Linked DNA regions of Homo sapiens: regions 2, 3 and 4 are each linked to region 1. A link is a contact called in ENCODE Hi-C or POLR2A ChIA-PET data. All regions are on one chromosome and are shown on one strand. Each heading gives the region's core, a stretch centred on a gene start or an enhancer-like site at or near the end of the contact. The rest is flanking DNA. Distances are from core to core; before and after follow the strand shown.

What was found. A loop is a pair of places that touch in the nucleus more often than their neighbours do. ChIA-PET counts read pairs that join two places held with the same protein, here RNA polymerase II (POLR2A). Pooled maps may share reads with other maps.
Region 2: a pooled map shows a loop between it and region 1 (7-fold over the local background). The contact joins two enhancer-like sites. A Hi-C loop is called at or near these places in 5 of 37 single-sample maps with no recorded cell type and 4 of 50 pooled maps.
Region 3: a loop to region 1 is called in a map with no recorded cell type, with 5 times the contacts of the local background. The contact joins two enhancer-like sites. A Hi-C loop is called at or near these places in 3 of 37 single-sample maps with no recorded cell type and 3 of 50 pooled maps.
Region 4: a loop to region 1 is called in a pooled map, with 6 times the contacts of the local background. The contact joins two enhancer-like sites. A Hi-C loop is called at or near these places in 2 of 37 single-sample maps with no recorded cell type and 5 of 50 pooled maps. POLR2A ChIA-PET finds 5 or more read pairs at or near these places in 1 of 52 experiments (GM12878).

The regions. Positions count from the first base shown.
Region 1 is chr2:190,677,139-190,680,390 of GRCh38, reverse strand. The region is part of intron 6 of NAB1 (NGFI-A binding protein 1); the gene reads right to left. Among named protein-coding and RNA genes, the nearest start is that of NAB1, 30 kb to the right of the region's middle. RefSeq lists an enhancer at 1,604-1,653. Within about 2 kb of position 1,755, at least 4 of the 41 ENCODE cell types and tissues checked have a DNase peak (open chromatin) inside an H3K27ac peak, as active enhancers do.
Region 2 is chr2:189,951,336-189,954,587 of GRCh38, reverse strand. It overlaps a transcript of AKAP19 not described here. Among named protein-coding and RNA genes, the nearest start is that of MSTN, 110 kb to the left of the region's middle. RefSeq lists an enhancer at 1,369-1,438. Within about 2 kb of position 1,792, at least 3 of the 41 ENCODE cell types and tissues checked have a DNase peak (open chromatin) inside an H3K27ac peak, as active enhancers do.
Region 3 is chr2:190,157,888-190,161,139 of GRCh38, reverse strand. It overlaps a transcript of AKAP19 not described here. Among named protein-coding and RNA genes, the nearest start is that of AKAP19, 21 kb to the left of the region's middle. Within about 2 kb of position 1,564, at least 7 of the 41 ENCODE cell types and tissues checked have a DNase peak (open chromatin) inside an H3K27ac peak, as active enhancers do.
Region 4 is chr2:191,192,495-191,195,746 of GRCh38, reverse strand. All of the region lies in intron 1 of LOC105373804 (a long non-coding RNA gene), which reads right to left. Among named protein-coding and RNA genes, the nearest start is that of STAT4, 43 kb to the right of the region's middle. Within about 2 kb of position 1,491, at least 4 of the 41 ENCODE cell types and tissues checked have a DNase peak (open chromatin) inside an H3K27ac peak, as active enhancers do.

The DNA of each region.
Region 1 (3,252 bases), core at 506-3,005:
GGCAAAAAGAACAGGGCACACTCTGGGAAGCCGGAAAATATTCAATATACACTGAAAAAGAGGGAGTGGTGAGGGAAGGTGGAAACACAGGGCCAGATTCTGTAAGCCCTTGTAAGCTATGTTAAGAATTTTAGATCTTATCTTAAATACAAAGAGAAGCCATTGAAAGTCTCAGGGAAGAGACTGATCGGATTTGCATTTCAGAAAGCCCATCACATGTGAATGTGATGGGGAGAATGTACGCGGAGGAGGGGAGTTCAGGGTGGTGACAGGGACACTGGTTAGAGGGCTGCTGGTGAAGGCCCAGCCCTGGACAGTGGCAGGTGCCGCAGAAATAAGGCAACTGAGAGTTTGGTTATGACATTCTCTAGAATAAGGAACTCAAGATCACGAGGTCTGGGAGGGGCCAGAACACTGATGAATTCGGTTGAGCTCATTTGCTAGTGAGACCTCCGTGTGTAGATAAGCCAGGTAAGCAGGGGCAGTGAGTTTGGAGCTTGGGGTAAAATCAAGGCTGGAGACCCAGATTAGAGGGTTATCAGTTCATCAGCAGAATCTGAGTGGAGTGCACCAATCAGAATCCCCATGAGCCCCAATGCCTCAATACTGTTTCTGGAAGAACTTGCAGGAGAAAGGTATGATCTAGGCATTTCACATTAGGAACCAGCTGTGTGATCTCAGGCAAAAAAGTAAACCTCATTATTTCCAGTGATCCAAATTTTTAAATTAGGATTACACCACCTGTGTATCTGCCCACTGGAAGTTTGTGGGGATTAAATAAAGTAACGCAAATAAGTGAACCTTGGAAAAGTACACATTGCCATACAAATACCTGGTGGCACTAAAGTCAGGATTATTCAACCATGAGAATACTGAAAAAGCTGGATGGGGGAACCTCAAACTCTACATGTGAAAGTTGCTAGAAAATGGACACTATTCCACCATTAATAAAGATAAATAAAAGCCTAAAATAAGTAATAAATAACAATTATCCAAAGTAATCAGTGATCTCTCTGCAACTGAGCACATTAGTCATTATTTACTCCTACAGTCTTGACAGTTCACTGTGGATGGAAAAACTACAAAATCGAGTAGCTATCACTGCATGTCACATAAAGTAGATTTAAGGTCCCCAAAATATATGACTTAGAAATAAAAGTAAGAACATTCCCAAGAAACTGGTCTCTTTCACATTATGTGTGGTGCACAATTTCGTTATGTCTCGTAAGCTTGTTTCCCAGGCACCAGCTAGCTGCACCATACTATGAGCAATCTATCTCCATGTCATATTTTTGGCTGATGCCATTAATCACAGTGTTTCCTTGCTGACGAGACTCTGGGTCTGATCACTGAGAAAATAAAAGCTATGGGACGGAGGCTGGTGCATGACCTAATTACTCTCATCCCATTGGTCTCCATCCCCATGCCTCCTCATCCTTTCTGCCGAACACTAGCAAGCTGCTTTAAAGCCACTGCTTAGCTGTCTCTAGATGACTTGTTACAGCAGATGTTCTCAACCCCACATGTGCATTTTCCTTTTTTCTAATCACACTTTCTGTATGAATAGCATATTGTAATGCTTCTGTTTTTTCTGATCCAGAGGGGAAGAGTCTACGTCAAATTAGACCAGCTTTCTTTTCAACAAGCTTAGTAGCAGCGTAGGTGGATATTCTGAACCTCTTTCCTCCCCCTTCCTTGCTCTCCCACCCCCACCTTGCTGGAACTGCTAGCAGATGTTTCCTTTAGGTCTTTCTTCTTCAAGCCCCAGTTCTCTGACTTCCTGGGCTCTATTAACAAACCTCATTTCTTTCATCCACTTATCTCTGAATGCTTTGCACCTCTGACTCCCACAGGGTCAAGAATGCTGTCATTTCCCATCTCTGCCCAGTCTCCAGCAATTTCAGCGAATGAAGAAAACTCAAATGAGAAATAGCACTCAGTCCAGTTAGTCAGCTGCCATCACCAGGTCTGAGACTGTAGCTTTATATATCCTTCCTCCCTTCTAAGATGTTACTTATAACATTGGAGTTAATAACAAATTTGTTCATGGAACTGAATGTGTTCTTAATGAAAAAGAAAGGTTACCAATTGAATTCACTTTTAACTAACATTTAAAAAAATTTAGGAGAAGACAAGAGAGCCAGGGACTTTGGCTCTTGATTTTTCATCCCCTTGAATGAGCTGTCAAGCCACCTTAAATATGTTCTTTCATAGGTAGGACATAAGGAAATCAAACTAATTTTTCTGATTTACTCTGTGTATCTTCCCAACACAAGGTTTTTACTCATAAACAATCAGCATATCAAATGAAAATTTCTTATATTTAAATATTTTGTAATTTACATTGTTAAATTTTCTACTCAAAACTTGTAACTGTTTACTACATAACATTTCTTGGATTAGAAAATAATAACTGCCACCATCCACCCTTTTCAAAGACTACCAGTCCTGCACACATTTCGCCCTTCACACGGTACTAGGAGGAAAGGTATAACCCCAATAGTGTTTTTTTCACAGGTAAGATGCTTTGTGAATAATCATTAGCACCTAGGAAGGTGGTACTGCTTTGACATTCAGGAATCAGACATAGATAGGAAGCCCCGGCTCTGCTACTGGATAGCAGTTTGGCAACACAGGTGAAGATACTGAGCCTGTCTGGGTCTCTCCTTGGCTGTAAAATGGAAATCATAAAGCCTCCACATAGGTTAGACAAGAATGTTTGTGATAATGAATTCCAAATGTCTAGTAGGGACTGACACAAAATAAAAGCAATACAAAGTAGCGATTTTTACAATTGCCCCAGAATGAGAAGATTTAATTAGATCTAATTCAAAAGATAAGTAAGAATAAACAAAATCTATTTTCATTTCAGCTGAAAGTGGACTCACAGAGGGCTGTGTTCCAGTGGACATGTTATTCATTCCGTCTAAGCAGAAGGATTCCAACCTCACTTACTAACTAGCTGAAGAAACGTTTCCCTAGAGATTTCATTCCAAATGGTAGGTTCCTTAAGGCACACCTAAGCTAGCAGGCGATCTTTTTCTCCATGTCCATCTCATATATTCTAGGAATTAAAGTTCAAAATCTGTTTTTTAATGTTTAACATACCCTGTAAGGAGGAACACTATTTAAGGACAACAGATTATCTTGATTACTTCTATGCAATGTGTATACTGCTATTTTTTTTTTAAATCAAATAAGTAACTATCCTTTAAGGGGGAACAACCTACTACATAAATAAGAGCTTTCCAG
Region 2 (3,252 bases), core at 543-3,042, 730 kb after region 1:
GAGGTTGCAATTTTTTGAATTTTTACAGTCAGACCTTGGTGATGACCTTGAGCAGTAGGATATAAATGACTCCCACATGCTTAGCATTCCATTAATGGAACACTAGGCATATTAATGTGTATGTATTTGTAAGACTTCTTATATAAACATGTCACCAAACCAGAAGAAGTTTGGTCATATCACATGTTCTGATCTTATCATATGTTCTGATCTTATCATATGTTCTGATCTTTTCATTTGCAAAATATAGTTACCATAAATTTAAGTAAACAGTGTGTGTACATATGCAAATTTATCATAATGCCACTTAGAATCTATTGTGTAAGGATGTGGATGCATTAAACAATTTTCTTATGAGAAAATAGCTGTTTTCTTATAATCTGATAAAGTAGGTGTGCCACTTGTTTATACCAACAGGGTAAGAAAAAAGACTTGCGGAATGTTTCTTTGAGAAATACCTGATCTGGATTGTATCTCTTTCCTTCTCTTTCTCCTTCTCTTGCCTTCCCACTGACAGGGATTCCCCAACCTTGATGTTCATTTTACTACTACATCTTCACTTGACCTGTCTGGCTCAACATACATCCTCATCTCTTTCAACTATCAGCTTGACTTCTTTTCTCTCTGACAATGTTTTCATGTTGGCAATACCCTTGCAGGCTTCATTCATTCATTCAATCAATATCATAAACAATAAACAAACAAAAGATGCAGCTTAGTGGTTAAGAGGTGGACTCCAATGCCAGACAGCTTAAGTTTGTATCTTGGTTCTACCAGCTGTTAGCCATTAGAACTTGGGAAAATCACTTAACTTACGTGCATCAATTTCCTCATCTGTAAAAATGAGGTGATATTGATACTGTACTAACAATATCACCTCATAGATTGTTGGGAGAAATGAATGAATCAATATATCTAAAAGTCTTTGTTTTTTTTTTTTTTTTTTTTTTTTTGAGATGGAGTTTCACTCTTGTCACCCAGGCTGGAGTGCAATGGTGCAATCTGGGCTCACTGCAACTTCCGCCTCCAAGGTTCAAGAGATTCTCCTGCCTCAGCCTCCTGAGTAGCTGGGATTACAGGCATGCACCACCATGCCTGGCTAATTTTGTATTTTCAGCAGAGACAGGGTTTCACCATGTTGGCCAGGCTGGTCTCAAACTCCTGACCTAGGTGATCTGCCCATCTTGGCCTCCCAAAGTGCTGGGATTACAGGTGTGAGCCACCATGCCCGGCCTATATCTAAAAGTCTTATAACAGTGCTCAATATGTACTAAGAATCATATAACTGTCAGCTGATTTTATTATTAATCTTATTATTATCATTATTTGAGCACCTATATGCCAACCACTCTACTACATATTCGGATTATATTAGTGAACTCGACGGACAAGGCCTTGAGTAAAGCCCTTTTAGATGCAGCCTGTCCCCACTTTCCCTATTGCAGACTTGTAAGTGGGCCCTGAACAAAAATCTGGCCAGGGATGTTATCACATTTAACAATAGGCACCAAAATTACTAAACCAGCAAGAAAAGACACAATCCCTACAACTGGCATAGATAACAAAAGCCACCTGACCTCCTATTTTTAATTTCTGTTGATATTACCATAATCTTGTTCTGTTTTGTTTAACTCTAGTTCTCACTTCCCCCTTTCCATCACTACAGTCTGCAATTTTCAAGTCCTAAATGAGTGTAACTGAAAGTAACTTATTTACAAAGAAGATTCATGATCATTATAGTTATATAAGAACCAATTCATTAAATAGCCAAAATAAAAAGGAAACACCCTCAGACTATACATTCAAAGTTATCGAAGATGTGATCAAAAAATAAGTAGAAGTTCTTAAAAGGATACGTCACATGTAATTCTCCTACAGTTGCACACAGTAAGTGCAGTAGAAGTATCCTGTTTCAAAATGATCATAAAAGCAACTGTAACAGAATATTTTTAGATATTGAAACGTTGATCTTTTTACTCCCCATTGTTAACTTTCTTTTACCATTTCTCCTAATTTATAAATATTGTTCTCATATAGGAGAACAGATAAAACCTAAAATAAAAGAGCTAAATTCTTGCTTAGAATTCCAAAATAAGATCTTCATAATATGACTTCTATTTCTAAGATCTAGGTACTCATTCAAGGAGAAAAAAAAAATGATATGATTTTGTTTCAGTTCCAAAAAGGTCTGGTTTGGAAGACTGGAAGCTCAAGCTGTGTGAAGTACCATTGACCAGCTTAAGGCAGGAGACGAAATAAGCCCCTTTCTTGTATAGGGGAGGAAAAACTTTCTTCTACCCTCTTAGGTTCTGTGGCTGGGCCTGAGAATTAAACTAACATAAGACAGAGTAACAGGGAAAAAGCATACAAGTTTTATTTAATATTTTTACATGCATGGGAGCCCTCATAAGGAAAATGAATGTCTGAAAAAGCAGTTAGGCTCAAAAGTGTGTATACCTTTTAAAACAAAGAATGATAAATTGTGAGGATACAAGACAAAGGGTATTAGGCTAGGGGCAGTACATTGTGAGGCAGTGACCAGGAAATATATGGGGGAAACCAGTGGAAGATAAGGATTGTTTTCAGTTTGTGTAGTTTGTTTGTTTAGTTCTCTTTTGGCAGTAACTCCCAGTCTCCAGTGTTAAGAATGTTCTTCTATTCCTGGTTCAGGAAGAACACTTTTCTCATGGGAAATTTTATAACCTGCTTTTAGATAAGAACATTTGAGAGGTCACAGAGTTCTTCCTGCATTTGCTATTTCTCGAGTGCCTTCAGCTCAAAATAATTCTTATGCCAGAGTGACATATTTTGGGGTGGCATATTCTGATCTCCTATACTTGCCTTCAGCAAATGCTATTCTAAAACGAAGATGAGCTAAATGATTCTCTAACTTTAGACTTTTAGGTATTGGAAGAGTGAAGAAATATTTTTAGGACAATGAAAATAGGTAATGGCTATTGTGTTGACCCATACCTCTACTTCCTTATTTGAAAGCTTTAGATTTGGCTTTCAAAGTACTTAAAGCATTTACCAACTGATGAAAGGGAAGAAAACAGTGCCACAAAGATACTGAAGAGGAAGATTCAGCTGGGCGCAGTGGCTTACATCTATAATCCCAGCACTTTGGAAGGCCAAGGTGGGCGGATTACTTGGTGTCAGGAGTTCGAGACCAGCCCTGGCCAACATGGTGAAACCCCGTCTCTACCAAAAATACAAAAATTAGCCGGGTGCGCTGGCACATGCCTGTAATCC
Region 3 (3,252 bases), core at 315-2,814, 520 kb after region 1:
TATATTTTAGAAAAAAAAGTTTAATTTAATGATGTCTAATAATCCAGAGAACTATGTTGAAACTCTGGTTTTGGCCCTAAAAATTTGGGGAGCTTTAAAAAATATTCCAGTCTCTTAGAGACAATTTGCTTATCTATAAATCAAGGATTTTCTAATGAATCATCTAAGACCAAATATAAAGTTACACTTAGCGTTCTTCATCTGTAAGTACTCGATTAGATTTCATTTAAAGCAAGTATGACTAGACTTTCACGTAAATGTAAATAAGAAAATGTCACTTATATTATGAATTAAAAGTTACTTATCCATGCAATTCTTATACTTTATCTGTCTTGGAATCTTTCAAACATTTATTATCCCTCATACTGAAATCCTTTTATAGTTAATATTTAGTATCTGTCTTTAATTTTTCAAAGTTTCTTCTTTTTTAAAAAAAAATCGCAAATTGAGAAAGAGAGCTAATTACTTAAAACATTTTGCCTTAATATCACTTTCCTGAATCAGTGTAGGTCAAAAGTCTAGTCATACTTTCATTAAATGGGAAAGAATTATATCCCAATATTCCAATTTGTTTCCCATTCCAAAAGCTAAAACATGAGTTTCATTTAGTCATGTTTTATAAACCTCATGGGAGAAAATAAATTTTAAAGTCTACCCTTTTAGCACAGATAAGCTATGCAATTTTCATAAGAACAATAAACAAAAGGCCAAGAGACTAATATTTGGGTTTGGCATTTTGAAGTAGGGATCACGAAAGAGAAACATGGACGAATATTACTATGACCATGGTTAAAAAAAAAATCTTATTCTAAGCCTAGTGCCATCCAGACAGGTAGGAAAATTAGATAGGAGTAGAGTTTGGGGATATTAGAACAATGTCCAATAGCAGCCCATAAAATGACCATGTTATTTACCTATTCTGAGACCATTAAATATGTAGTTGTTTGCAAAGCAACTTAATTTAAGAAATAGAAAGAAAAGATCAAAATAACCTAAGATTGAAAGTCACATCAAAACTAGATCCATGAAAACCTCAGCTAGGTCGTGATTGTCCCTCTTAAAATGCTCATAACTTATATCTTCAAAAATGAACTTCCCCTGCCTGTATCTAAAGAAATGTTTCAACTCTACACTGAAATACTAAAAGAAAGTATTTGGTAACGTTTTATTGGCAATGACATTTTAAACTCATAAAATTGCTTTCAATTTGGCATTGGCAAATTCTAGTTCATAATAGCTTAATGTTTTCAGATACAAAGACAGCAGTTTCAAAAGTTAAAAGAACAGAAATTTAGAAAGGGCCAACAATGGCTCTTAAGAATGGATTGTTGCAACTTGTCTTTTCACATACTTTCTTCATTGGCTTCCATGTATGCCAAAAGACTGGTTTTGTGAGTCAATGAATTCAGCCTTTTTTCTTAAAGTGATCTCTCAGAGATCACAGAGCTACTGGCAAGCTCTGTTAGTTTACATCATGTTGGCTAGAAGAATGTGGTTACGAAGCAGTCATCAGCCAAGGACCTTAGGGACGAGAGAACTTGGAACACTGAGCTTCACAAAACAAAGGGAGCTCAAAGAAATGAGTCTCACTCACAGCCAAGTATGACAGAACCACAACACTCTAGCAGTCCGCATCCCAAGTTGAAGTAGGGCATGTCCTGAATTCAGGGAAGAAAACCAAAAATCCCCAGAAATTGAGTCTGAAGAGTTTAACTCATAACCAGAGAGTAGATGTTTTATATTCACAAAATAATCATTGTAAGTGATTATATAGACGGTGAGAATACAAAGGCTCAGCACAACAGTACTCATCAACCCAGAACTCAAGTGAGCCTCCTGGGGGACTTTGCCCTTCTGCTCCACCACTGTCACCATGCCCATATAACAAATACTGGAGGCAGGTCCAAGTGCCTGGGACCCTTAGGCAGTTATGGCACCAATATAATTTGTACCTAGTTGGGTGGAGGCCAGTCGCTACTAATCATAACTTTCCTTTACAGGGAGAAAGGCAAGTGCCTAATCCCAGCTCAGACCTCCTACCTTGTCTAGTTCCCTACGCCCTTCTGCATTTTCTCAGCTTTGGTGACTCCCACAATTATCCTGCATCACAGCCCCTTCCACTGCAGCCTTTGGAATCCTAATCCCTTGCTAATCAACTTCCTGCATCCTCATCCTGTCTTAGAAGTCTCTTCACCTCCAGGCCCTACAGGAATCCTGGGCCTCCCCTGAGGATAGCCCTTCTCCTGCAGCCTTCTCTCCAAATGGATAGCAACAGAAATTCTCCTGCCCACTCCCAACTCCAAACAGGGATGTTTCCCCTGCTTCTGTGAGGCTTCTGCCCTGTGATCATATCTGTTCTGCCTCATCACTTTTAGATCTGCCTCTTATGCATGCTCTGCCATTCAGGGAGAACTTTGGGACCTGGGTCCACTATTTCTCTGCACCACAAAGTCTGCATAATGCCAAGATGATGATAGCCAGGGAGAACAGAATCAAAAAAGAAAAAAATCTCTTAAATGATAACGTGATACTATGAATCCCCTCAGGAATTTACAATTTAATCAATATCATTAAAAGTAATGTAAGTACAGCTTGTTTATGGCAAAATTCATTTAAAGTATATAAATATTTACATAGAATCTATATATAAATTCTTACCATTTCCTATTCAATAGGTGAAACACACTGTTAAATTTACTTCAAATTTGTTAATGTGAGAAATACGTCACCAATTTTTTAAATGAAACTGCTTGCTTGAGAGGTCTGCATACACTGAAATATAGACTGAATTTTACTTCTGCTAAAAACACCCTGCTTTTGTAGCAGGACAAGCCGCAGACAAAACCTCTCAGACACTGAGTTGTATAAGGAAGGGCTTTATTCAGCTGGGAGCATTGGCAAGCTACTGCCTTAAAATCCGAGCTCCCCGAGTGCACAATTTCTGTCCCCTTTAAGGGCTCACAACACTAAAGATTTTACATGAAAGGGTCGTGATTGATTTGAGCAAGCAAGGGGTACGTGACAGGGGCTGCATGCACCAGTGGTCATAGAGAAACAGAACTGGGCAGGGAGTTTCACAATGTTCTTCTATACAATACCTGGAATCTATGAATAACATCGGTTTCTAAGCCATGAGTTGATTTTTAACTACTAGGTTTAGGCCAGGCAGGCCCAGGTCTGATTTTGGGCCTGGCGCCGGGCTGCCTGTCTTTGATTTCACTTCCTTGTTTTTTTCTTAAAACAGGTACTGAG
Region 4 (3,252 bases), core at 242-2,741, 520 kb before region 1:
AAAATTTTTCCTAATGAGCAAACAAAAGGAGCATACTTTCTGGAAATCCTATAATATGAAGTAGCACTTTTTTCAGTATTTAAAATAAATGTGTTTTCACTGTACATACATGGTTTTGTTTGTTTGGACATTGTGCTGATTTTATGTAAACGTTATTTTCTTAAAATATTTTTTCCACTCTAATAATTTTATTTTGGTCTGCATTCCAATTAGACATACATTTTTTCCATAAAAAATTAAAATGAAATAAAACCAAAATGATAAGAGAACATAAAAATTTCAAATAATAGGCTTGAGCTTTGGAGCCAACAAAATAAAACAGTTATGCCTTTCTTACTCCTTTTAGTTACTGGAGAGTTTTTGTTCTTTTATTCAAATTGTGTGAAAGTCTCACCTGAGTAAAGGTTTGCACAGATGAGTGGAGAAAGGGTCAGCTCTTTCTGGCAAGGATCAGAAGTCAACCTAAAGGCAATTTGATCTTTAAGCCAAACCCGGATACATGAGAAACCTATGACAAATGGGAAATCTACTGAGAACTTGCTGGCTGTTTGCCATTCTCTGAACAAGACTAAAGATGGCAGGAGCATAAACAATGGAAGCAAAAGATTGAAGAACAAAAACATTTGAATAAAATCCCTTCATACTATCTTCATTCATGCAAAACAACAGGAACCCTTCCCTCCAATGCTTTAAGACCTTCCATAAGGTAGATGCCATCACCACCTACTCCCTTGGAATCCTCCAGTTTCCAGTATTCTTCAGGTGTCTTATCAATTATCATAATTTTTGCCCACTAAAGTTATTAGCTCCATAAAGCAAAGGACTGAGTCTCTGTCAGCCGCATTTATATATACCCATGACTTGCCTAGCACAGGGCCTGGCAAACAATAGACACTCATTTGGACATTGGATGGATAGATAAATGGAAGAAGGAAGGAAGGGAGGGAGGGAGAGAGAAAGCAAGAAAGGAATTTGGAGGAGGGTATGATTAGGCATATAATAGGCAAAGGAAATTTAACCAAAAAGTTATCTTTATCTCTTACTCTCTTCAACCTAACTTTTATTCTCTGAAAACATTGGGGTTCCTTGGGAAGAAAAGGAGAGAAAATGTAAAGAGGAAATAGCAGAAAACTGTAATGAGATGCAATTGAAGCTATGGAAAAGGTTGACCAAATTAGGTTCTCTAATCTTCATCCCTACGCACACACATACACATACACACACACACACACACACACACACACACACACACACACACGCCGTTCTAATATATATATATAGCTGTCCAACACGGGCCAGACATTGGCCCCTAAGAAGAGTTACCCTGAATAGACTGTGTGAATTAGCTAATAGTCAATAATATGAAAACTTCAGACAAGTCTGACAATAAGCCCACTGAAGGGACTTTCCTGTGTGGTAAGGCAAGGCCCAGAGACCACACTTGAGGTGAATGAATTTGCATTATGCTTCACTTTCCCTCTAACTCTGTAGTGCTCTGGTTGAAGAGTAATAACAAGCCTACAGCCTGGACAAGAAAAGCAGAAAAAGGAGGTAAAGAGGCCCAGCTTATCCAGAAACTGAGCAATACACCTGTAAGAACATTGAGTAAACCACAACTTTGCAACTCATTTCCTTAACTAGGAACATAAAGTTCAACAAAAAGCCACAGAAAGAGATGAACAGAAGAATGATGCAACATGCGATAGACATTAAGGCTGCTTACTGGTGTTTCTTGTTCTCTTCTTCTAGGCTCAAGGAGGACAGCTTCCTCCCCAATCTACTGAAGTTAGGTGTGGTCATATGATTTTCCATGTCAGTAAAATGTGAGTGGAAGTGACAGGGGTCACTTCCAGGTGAAACATTTAAAAACTAGTGAGAGATTCTCCATGATCCTTTTCCCTTCTGCCACCATGATCGACAGTTTTCCAAATGATGGTGCGTTCACACTCTGGGTCCTGGAGTGAGGATGATATGCAGTGGGAGTTAGCTAACTACAGCCTGTGGTCACCTGTTTTTGTAAATAAAGCTTCATTGGAACATAGCCGTACCCATTTGTCTATGCATACTTTGAAATGACAATGGCAAAACTGAGTCGTTACAACAGGGACCATATAGCCTAAAAGCCTATTCACTAAGTGGCCTTTTAAGAAAACATTTGCAGACTCCTTATATAGACCCTGATCCCCCAGCCCCGCTTACTTCAAGTGGATATGTAGGTTGAAGGGGAAGACAAGCCTTTGTTACTCTATACCAACAAAAATTGGGGGCTTTTTGGTTACTTGTATATAACTTAGGTTATTCTGACTGACACAAAACTCTTTAAAAATCACTTAAATTGTATGCATGCTATTAATAGAAATATTCTTCAAGAACTAGTGAAAACAACTAGGATAGTACTAAACACAGAGCAAGTTCTTGGGTAGTAAGTTTTCCTTTTCTTGGTTCGATATCATCACAGACGAGGGGTGCAGACCACAGGTGCAATCAGGAATGGGCTATGTGGCAGCTCCCTCAGAATGCATTGCCACTGCTACTATAGCAGTAGCTTTTCAACAATTTTAAAAGAAGATATTGACATGGCAGTTATTAAGATGGTTCACGCCTGTAATCCCAGCACTTTGGGAGGCCGAGGCAGGTGGATCGTGAGGTCAGAAGATAGAGACCATCCTGGCTAACTCAGTGAAACCCAGTCTCTACTAAAAATACAAAAAATTAGACAGGCATAGTGCTGGGTGCCTATAGTCCCAGCTATTTGGGAGGCTGAGGCAGGAGAATGGCTTGAACCCAGGAGGCAGAACTTACAGTGAGCCAAGATCGCGCCACTGCACTCCAGCCTGGGTGACAGAGTGAGACTCCGTCTCAAAAAAAAAAAAAAAAAAAAAAAAAAAAAAAAAAAAGATGGTTAAAAGACATTAGAAGAGGCTAAGTGAAAGCAAACATGGGTCTGTTCCACACAGGGTGGAAATGTCAATTGTCAGAACACGAGGGGTTTAGAGAAAGGAGGCAAAGAGTGATCCTTTTTTTATGATTGCTTCTGTGATGCTGAAGCCCAGCTATGCATTTGAATCAGAGGTAAAAAAAAACTGGACTTAAGTGGCTTCAGTAATAAAAATGATTTTTGAATCATTATGTAATTATTCAGTAATGAAAATGAAGTTTCAACGATGTAAATATATTTTTTTTAAATTCTGGAAGGAAGAAAGCTAAGAAAATATTTGCTAAGTGTTTAATAATAATACGAACACTTTAATG